Regions from separate parts of the Homo sapiens genome. Here all the other regions are linked to region 3. A link is a contact called in ENCODE Hi-C or POLR2A ChIA-PET data. All regions are on one chromosome and are shown on one strand. Each heading gives the region's core, a stretch centred on a gene start or an enhancer-like site at or near the end of the contact. The rest is flanking DNA. Distances are from core to core; before and after follow the strand shown. Region 1 has its middle 84 kb from the start of LINC02399. Region 2 holds the start of DUSP6 (dual specificity phosphatase 6). Region 3 holds the start of BTG1 (BTG anti-proliferation factor 1).

What was found. A loop is a pair of places that touch in the nucleus more often than their neighbours do. ChIA-PET counts read pairs that join two places held with the same protein, here RNA polymerase II (POLR2A). Pooled maps may share reads with other maps.
Region 1: a map of CD4-positive, alpha-beta memory T cell shows a loop between it and region 3 (12-fold over the local background). The contact joins the enhancer-like site here to the promoter of BTG1 in region 3. A Hi-C loop is called at or near these places in 1 of 168 maps with a recorded cell type or tissue (CD4-positive, alpha-beta memory T cell) and 4 of 50 pooled maps. POLR2A ChIA-PET finds 5 or more read pairs at or near these places in 2 of 52 experiments (CD4-positive, alpha-beta memory T cell and T-cell).
Region 2: a pooled map shows a loop between it and region 3 (12-fold over the local background). The contact joins the promoter of DUSP6 here to the promoter of BTG1 in region 3. A Hi-C loop is called at or near these places in 6 of 50 pooled maps. POLR2A ChIA-PET finds 5 or more read pairs at or near these places in 4 of 52 experiments (CD4-positive, alpha-beta T cell, CD4-positive, alpha-beta memory T cell, WTC11 and 1 more).

Annotation. Positions count from the first base shown.
Region 1 is chr12:89,862,402-89,865,101 of GRCh38, reverse strand. No RefSeq gene overlaps it. Among named protein-coding and RNA genes, the nearest start is that of LINC02399, 84 kb to the left of the region's middle. Within about 2 kb of position 1,386, at least 17 of the 41 ENCODE cell types and tissues checked have a DNase peak (open chromatin) inside an H3K27ac peak, as active enhancers do.
Region 2 is chr12:89,351,224-89,353,923 of GRCh38, reverse strand. It overlaps DUSP6 (dual specificity phosphatase 6), which reads left to right and starts at 1,423. Exons shown (of 3, transcript NM_001946.4): 1 at 1,423-2,284. The coding sequence starts at 1,885. The region is part of intron 9 of POC1B-DUSP6 (POC1B-DUSP6 readthrough); the gene reads left to right. RefSeq lists a silencer at 168-477 and an enhancer at 2,297-2,700.
Region 3 is chr12:92,144,509-92,147,208 of GRCh38, reverse strand. It overlaps BTG1 (BTG anti-proliferation factor 1), which reads left to right and starts at 1,363. Exons shown (of 2, transcript NM_001731.3): 1 at 1,363-1,821. The coding sequence starts at 1,674. BTG1-DT (BTG1 divergent transcript) reads right to left here and starts at 1,124. Exons shown (of 3, transcript NR_135036.1): 1 at 966-1,124; 2 at 447-547. RefSeq lists enhancers at 712-1,011, 1,846-2,382, 2,342-2,391, 2,652-2,700 and a silencer at 1,602-1,921.

The sequences.
Region 1 (2,700 bases), core at 137-2,636, 2.3 Mb after region 3:
TTTCAAAGTGGCTGTACCATTTTACGTTTCCACCAGCAATGATGGAGAGTCCTTGCTGCTTTACACCCTCACAAGCATTTGGTGCTGTAAGTGTTCTGAATTTTGGCCACTTTAATAGGTGTGTAGAGGTATTTCATCGTTTCAATTTGCACGGTCAAAGTGTTTTTAATAATAAACAAAACTGCACTTAGAGCACAAATACTGACAATAAGTATCAAAGGCAGTTAAATCAATAGTTATAAAAAGATTTCAGTGTTGTGACATGCTATTTAATACTTAAATGATCACTTCATAGGTGTATTAAATGTAATAAACTCCCTCATATCTGTGTATTAAAAGTAATAAACACCATTTATCACTCACTCATCACAAAGTCTTTCAGGAAATTTGACTGGAAACAGTAAGAGGTAGTCAATTCCTCCTGTTCCCATCCCCACATGCATGGCCATCCAGACTGCAGATTAAGCAGTTCTCCCACATTCTCCTTCTCTCATGAGTCAGCCAACCAATGGAGCCACTTCAGTTCCCATGTCATAGAGCTCTGTCAAAGATCAGAACCGGCCTTATCTCCTTCTGATAAAAATCAGAAATAACCCAAAGAAGATACTCTTATTTTTTATCATTATATCTCTACATTTAATTAATTTAGAAAATAATATTCAGATAGATAAAAAAATACTTCTGAGGCAAAAATAAAGAAGGCTGTGAAGATTTAGCTATAGGCATTCAAGTTTCTATAACAATTGCAACACAAATAGTTTGTTTAGCCAAATAATGCCTCTCCATGTTTCAAAAGTCACCTGCAAAACAGCCCCAGGAAAGCAATCAAGGACTAAATAATCAGTGGCCATGGTGAGCACCACAAATGCAAAGGGAGTGGAAACACACACTCTCTTTTGATTCAGCTTAAATTTCAGCCTGAACTTAAGTAGCATCATTGCTGACACAACACATTAATAACAAAAGGAGAGCTTCCTGTTCTTCTTTTTACAAAGCTTTGTAACCTTGGTTTCTGGGTCTCCTTGTTTTGGAAAAAGAAAAACAAAATCACTTCCTGATGACTTTTCTGCTGAAGAGAAATCTGACTAAAAAATAATTAAGAAAATAAACACACTTTACATAAAGATATGTGATACTTTTTTATTGTTTTTACTTCATCTTAAAATCTGACCACACATTATTGTTTTTCTCTCTGTAAGTATGCACAAGAAAAAAAACTAAAACACACCGCTTTCTGGGTGCTGCTAATAGGTGTTCAGTATCACAAAGATCGAACAAACCACATAATTGTGACAATTACTATGGCAACTAACAAAATTTTCAAATCAAAATACCCACTCTCAACGCCGCCCACACAGAGCTTTTAGAGCTAGCATCCACTTCCACTTCAATGTACAGTGTGCAAATTTGGAAGGCCCTGCCATCTTGTAACCACAGTGAAGAAAACTGCCTACGTTAACTCTGCTACTTTATTTTCAGTTGACTGTTTCGTATGTCAGACAGCATCTCTTGCAGCACTCCATTCAAAAATGGAGACCAAAGAGTCGGCTGCCCAGTCTGTAGAAAACTGCACATAGAGCCTGAAGCAGACATGGTACTAAATTAGCAATACCATCCATATGTTTTCTCCTCTGGGCATTCAGAGTCACGAAAATAAGTTCTCCAAAAATAACTCTTCTATCACATAGTGTATCTTCTTTCCTCTCATGAATCAGATCGTCATTTTAGTCTGTCTGATTTAATTTTCTAAAACCAACTCCCTCATATCTGAGAGAGCCTTTCCTCAAATAAATGCCACACAGGAAAGCTGATATGTAATAAAATTGTAAATGGATCTGTTTAAATTTGGTTGGAATGTTCTGTTTTGTTTTGAGAGACAACAGAACTTTAGGAATCTTTCAGCTCACCGTCATGTGCTGATGAGGAAAGCCTCAGGATAGAGACCAAGGCCTCTTGGAAAAAGCTGAAAAGATAGGGAAAGCGTAAAGAACAATCCATGTCTTGCCAACACAGCCTCCTAATTGGGGAAAAAGAAGTCACTGGACAGAATCCTGCTCTGCTCAGCAAACATCACTGTGTCACTTTCTCTTCCTGCTTCTGCTTCGGCAGAAACAGGAACTCTTAAGGCAAGAAAGCCAGAGGAAGTGACCTGCATTTTCTTGGCGGGACAGACACACAAGCAAATTGAGGTTTCCTCTGCTAGGGCACATGAAGTTAGGTGAATCCACTGTTGAGTTGGAAATTGTCCTAACTGGCAGCAAAGACATCATTGTAATAATAACAATTAACAACCCGACACTCACTGGTGCTTACAATGTACCAGCCATTGTTAAAAGTGCTTTACAGAGACAAATTCATTTAATCCTTATGTTCAGTGTAGCCCTGTCATCCCATTTTACAGATAAGAAAACTAAGGCACAGAGTGTTAAGCAACCAGCGAGGTATAGAGTGGAGCCAGTATTTAAATTCAAACAGCCTGTTACAGACTATTAAACCTGAGAAGTTTTTAGGTGTCTGGAAAAGTGTACAATGTTTTATCTTGAAATTTGTTGGCTTTCAAAATCTGTACACACACACACACACACACACACACACCCCAAAAAATTGCAATGTGATGTTTGATGTGACCAGTGTTTAATGAGAAAATATTTCTATATTTGCAGAAAACGTAACTTGTGTATGCCTCAGACTAGGACATAA
Region 2 (2,700 bases), core at 174-2,673, 2.8 Mb after region 3:
TACCTGCTGGCTTTGCAGCGCGGTAGAGACGTTCCCCTCGACTCCTTGGGAGCGAGGAGCCAGGGGGGTCCCGGCAGGCACTCGTCCTTGCTCCCCCCACCCTCCCCAGATCTCTATGGACCCGGGAGTCCCTCGCTGAGCCCCGCACCCGTCCACTGCGTCGCGCACAGCCCCGTGCCCAAGCGGGGAGACGGGGACGGCGGGGCGGTGGCAGGGAGCGCAGCGCGCAGGCGCGGCTGGTGCTCCCCGGAGTGCCCGGCGCTGGACAAAGGGAGGAGGCGGCGGCAGGAGAGGGCTGGGGAGGCCCCCTCTGACATGCCTCCCTGCCAACTGTAACCAATCGTCGAGCCCCCCTGCCGAGCCCCCGCAGCCTGCAGGTCTTGCGGGAGGACTTCCTCACGCCTCGCCCATGGCGGGGACTGCTGGCCCGGCCCGGCGCGTCCCAGCACACCTCGCTCAGGCAGCCCCGCCAGACCGGCTCCCCCGTCAGAAGCCGAGCTCCTTGCCCAGAAATCATTAACCAGCGCGACCTCCCAGCAGGCGATGGTGGTGGTGGGGCGGGGGGAGAGATATAGATTCCCCCGAACAATGGCTTGTAACTCCCCACGCCGCCGGAGCGGAATACAGTAAAAGCACTGGACTGACCTAAGAGTTTGTTTCTGCACTCTACATTGTTTTAATGAAAATAAAATGTTATTTTAAGAAAAAAGGTTTTCTTCTGATTTTCTGCACAACCAGACGTTTGTTTGTTTGCTTTAAAATGTTTCAACAAAATCCTGGTTTGTTTCGAAATATGTTGGATTAGCATTTAACACCTCATCGGTCACTAAAGCCCAGTCAGTTCACCAGCCCCAACACAGCCTCGGCTAAAAGAACATCAGAGCAAACAGAGCTGGGCCTTTAAAAGTGGCAAACAAATGCCACACACCGCCTAAAGAAGGGGGGTTGGGGGAGGGGAGGGTTAAGGCGAACTTGGGTCCAAATGAGTTTGAAGGGAATACAAAGAACGAAAAGTCAGCACAAGTTTTCCTAAAGCTAGCTCGCGAACGCAAGCGTCGCGAACAAGGGCTTTTGTGCATGCTAATTGCGCCATTGGTGCGCAAAAGTTCCGACGCGAAGTGTGAACTCTCAACAGAAGGAAACATGAGACAACTGAAGTGCCCTGGTTTATGTGCCCTGCTCCTCCTCCGCTGCCGCCTCCCCTTCTTTCTCCTTCCTCCCGCCGAGCCCGCTGTTGCAGCTTGTTTGCACTGGGGCTTATCCGGAGCGGAAATTCCTTTCCGTTTTTGTGAATGACAAACTCATTAACAATTCATCAACACAACCTGTTCCAGCCGGCCCGTCCCCACGGCAACAGCCCCTTCCGCAGCACGCTCATTGGCTGGCCCGGAGAATGTATCCATTGAGACGCTCGCTGTTTGTATCCATTGAGGAGCTGCCTCGCGCAGGGGGTGTGCGAGGCTGAGTCCAAGAGATAGCAAATCGAGTCTTAAATAATCCGGGGAGAAAGACGCCCGGGTAGATTTGAGGTGCAGCCTTGGAGGGAGGGATTAGAAGCCGCTAGACTTTTTTTCCTCCCCTCTCAGTAGCACGGAGTCCGAATTAATTGGATTTCATTCACTGGGGAGGAACAAAAACTATCTGGGCAGCTTCATTGAGAGAGATTCATTGACACTAAGAGCCAGCGGCTGCAGCTGGGTGCAGAGAGAACCTCCGGCTTTACTTCTGTCTCGTCTGCCCCAACCGCTAGCCTCGGCTTGGGTAAGGCGAGGCGGAATTAAACCCCGCTCCGAGAGCGGCAGCTTCGCGCGCGGTGCGCTCGGCCTATGCCTGCCCCGAGGGGCGTCTGGTAGGCACCCCGCCCTCTCCCGCAGCTCGACCCCCATGATAGATACGCTCAGACCCGTGCCCTTCGCGTCGGAAATGGCGATCAGCAAGACGGTGGCGTGGCTCAACGAGCAGCTGGAGCTGGGCAACGAGCGGCTGCTGCTGATGGACTGCCGGCCGCAGGAGCTATACGAGTCGTCGCACATCGAGTCGGCCATCAACGTGGCCATCCCGGGCATCATGCTGCGGCGCCTGCAGAAGGGTAACCTGCCGGTGCGCGCGCTCTTCACGCGCGGCGAGGACCGGGACCGCTTCACCCGGCGCTGTGGCACCGACACAGTGGTGCTCTACGACGAGAGCAGCAGCGACTGGAACGAGAATACGGGCGGCGAGTCGGTGCTCGGGCTGCTGCTCAAGAAGCTCAAGGACGAGGGCTGCCGGGCGTTCTACCTGGAAGGTACGCGCCCAGGGAACTCCGCGCGCGGGGCAGGGCTAGGGGCGCAGGGCTGCGGGCGGGGCGCGTGGATTGAAAATACCTCTGCTCCGCTCAGCTGGAGCTTCGGAGCCGCGCTGCCCGCCTAGGGACCGGCAGCCGGCGAGGTAGGGGCCGCGAACCGCGCGTTCCGCACCAGAGAACCGGGCCGGCTCAGAATCCACTCGCTTCCGGCTGCGGGTACCGGCGGTTTCTTTCTAACGGGTTCTGCGCCTTCTTAGCCAGAACATCCTCCACCATCACCCTGTTTTCTATCGTTCGATTTTGAATTAAGATTTGCAGGACGGGAGAGATTGTTGGGGATGCAAATTGGCACATCTTAGCTCTCAAAATATTCCAAAAAGTTGCCATTTTGTCTATTTCCGGATTCAAGCGAATAA
Region 3 (2,700 bases), core at 114-2,613:
AAAAACACTCAAAGTGGTGTGTTTTGCAATATTGATGATCAACTAAGGTCGGGATATTTATTTCCATCTGGTAGAGTTCAACTTCTGCCTCCTGTTTGCTTTCTCCATCTGCCTGCCTCCCTTCATCTTTCTTTTTTTCTTTTCCCCCTTCTCCTTAATGGAGTTGGGGTTAACCCTGTCTTAGGCCTAATCGTTTTAGCAGGCTCCCGCCTTCCTGTTACACTGGTTTTTAAGGTTGTTTTTTTTTTTTTTTGGTAGGGTTTCAAATAAACTTGAATGTCTACACTTAATACTTTCACAAGCTTCAAATTCTTTTTATTTTATTTTTATAAAGAGCAGGACTCAGGCTAGGACGGCATTTGGACTAGGTAAAAAAGAAAATCTTCAGTTTTGTGCACACAAGTTTTAAAATACATTGTACAGATTTTTTTTTTTTGGATACACACCACTCTTTACAGGATCCGCGTTATATCTGCTTTCAGTAACTGGCTCTCCTGTCCGCATCCAGTAAGGTTTCCACTCTTCTCTCCGTTGACTGCTGAAGTTACTGAAACAGCAACCACAAATGGCCTTACTAACCTACTTATTTTGCAATTAAACTTTTAAAAGATATCCCCCTACTCCTCCCCTAGGGTGGAACAGAAATGGCTCCGCGGCGTTGGCAGCTCGTCTGCGAGGGGACCCTGGCTCCCCGAGGCTGCAGTCCTTTTTCTTGGACAGAACGCCCCGCAGGACCGTTCCCTCCACTTTCCCCCGCACTAAGGCAGCGCACCGCCAGCACACACAGCGCTGGCGCCCGCATCGCGCCGCACCACACGCGTCTCCGGCTTGAGGAGCCAGTCACCGAGACCCGGAGCGGGAACGAGATGTAAACACGGAGTGGGGACATGCAGCCCGATCTGAGAAGGCGGCGTGAAGAGTAGACACAGCCTGCGCCAGGCGGTTCTTATTTACCCAGCACTTACACTCCAGGGCAAGCGGGCCCAGGCAGCGCACTCTTGGAGAAGGATGCACTGGCGCAGAGCCTGGACCTGCTGAAGCGGGAAGGAGGAGCTAGGGCTGGGGGCGGAGCTTTCACACGCGCACCCTCTGTTCCCTCCCTCCCTCCCTCGACACAAGCAACTGGGTCTCCAGCCGCCACTCCGGGTTTATTTGTTTACAAGCGGATTACGTCAGCTCCTCCCTCTCTTCCCTATCTCTGGACCCGCCTCCTGAACTCTTTTCCCGCCCCTTTCGGCTCCGAACCGGCTTGCGTCACAATGGTGCGATATTCGGATTGGCTGGAGTCGGCCATCACGCTCCAGCTACGCCACTTCCTTTTCGTGGCACTATAAAGGGTGCTGCACGGCGCTTGCATCTCTTCGCCTCTCGGAGCTGGAAATGCAGCTATTGAGATCTTCGAATGCTGCGGAGCTGGAGGCGGAGGCAGCTGGGGAGGTCCGAGCGATGTGACCAGGCCGCCATCGCTCGTCTCTTCCTCTCTCCTGCCGCCTCCTGTCTCGAAAATAACTTTTTTAGTCTAAAGAAAGAAAGACAAAAGTAGTCGTCCGCCCCTCACGCCCTCTCTTCCTCTCAGCCTTCCGCCCGGTGAGGAAGCCCGGGGTGGCTGCTCCGCCGTCGGGGCCGCGCCGCCGAGCCCCAGCCGCCCCGGGCCGCCCCCGCACGCCGCCCCCATGCATCCCTTCTACACCCGGGCCGCCACCATGATAGGCGAGATCGCCGCCGCCGTGTCCTTCATCTCCAAGTTTCTCCGCACCAAGGGGCTCACGAGCGAGCGACAGCTGCAGACCTTCAGCCAGAGCCTGCAGGAGCTGCTGGCAGGTGAGCAGGGCGAGGGCGTCGGAGGGACGCGGGCCCCACATCCCTGGGTCAGAGTCCGGCCGTCGGGGCTGCGGGAACCTCGGCAGCGCCCCGGGGCCGGTCGCGCTTGGGCCCCGCCGCGGGACCGGTGTGGTTGCGCTGGGTGGCCGCTAACAGCGGTTCCCCGCGAGGCTTTAGGGGCTGGACGGAGGGCGCCCCCTTCCCCCCAGCTGGCAAAACGGAGAGGAGAAGACAACACGCACAACAAAGAAACTTAAGCCCACCGAGGCGGGAGCTGCGGTCCGAGGACCGTCGGCGGATTTGGGGACAAAGGAGCCGTGGGGCTGGGGTGGGTTCGACGTCCCCTTTCCTCAGCCCCCTCCAACCGTTGCGTGGTCGGCGGCCCAGCCCCGGGGTGGGAAGCTGCGCCGCTGCCCCGGAGCCAGCTCAGAACGGACGTGCCGTCTCCCCGCGCCTCCTGCCCCTGCCCATTAATCATCGGATTTGTCACCGGCACAATTAACAGCCCTGCCCAGAGCGTGGTTTAGGGTTGCTTGTTTTTCTTCCCTTCGGGGTTAACAGTCCGGTGGCGCTTCTCATCTCCAAAGCCATCAACTCCATTGTGTGCATCTGGGGTGGGGTGGAGAAAGTAAACAGTTTCTCGCCTGGCCATAGGTGCCAGTGGCTTCCCGACTGGCCGAGGCTGCGCGCCTGATTCCTGTTTTGGCGGCTCAACCGGTTGGTTCCTGGAGATTGTTTTGTCCGGTACTACTGTGTTATTTCTAAAACCCTGCCCGCTTTTTCCATCCCCGCACATGCACAACAACGGATGCAATCCTGGACATTTTAAAAAGTTGATAGTTTTCATTTTCGCTCCTCAAAGGAGCCTGGGGTAGGAGG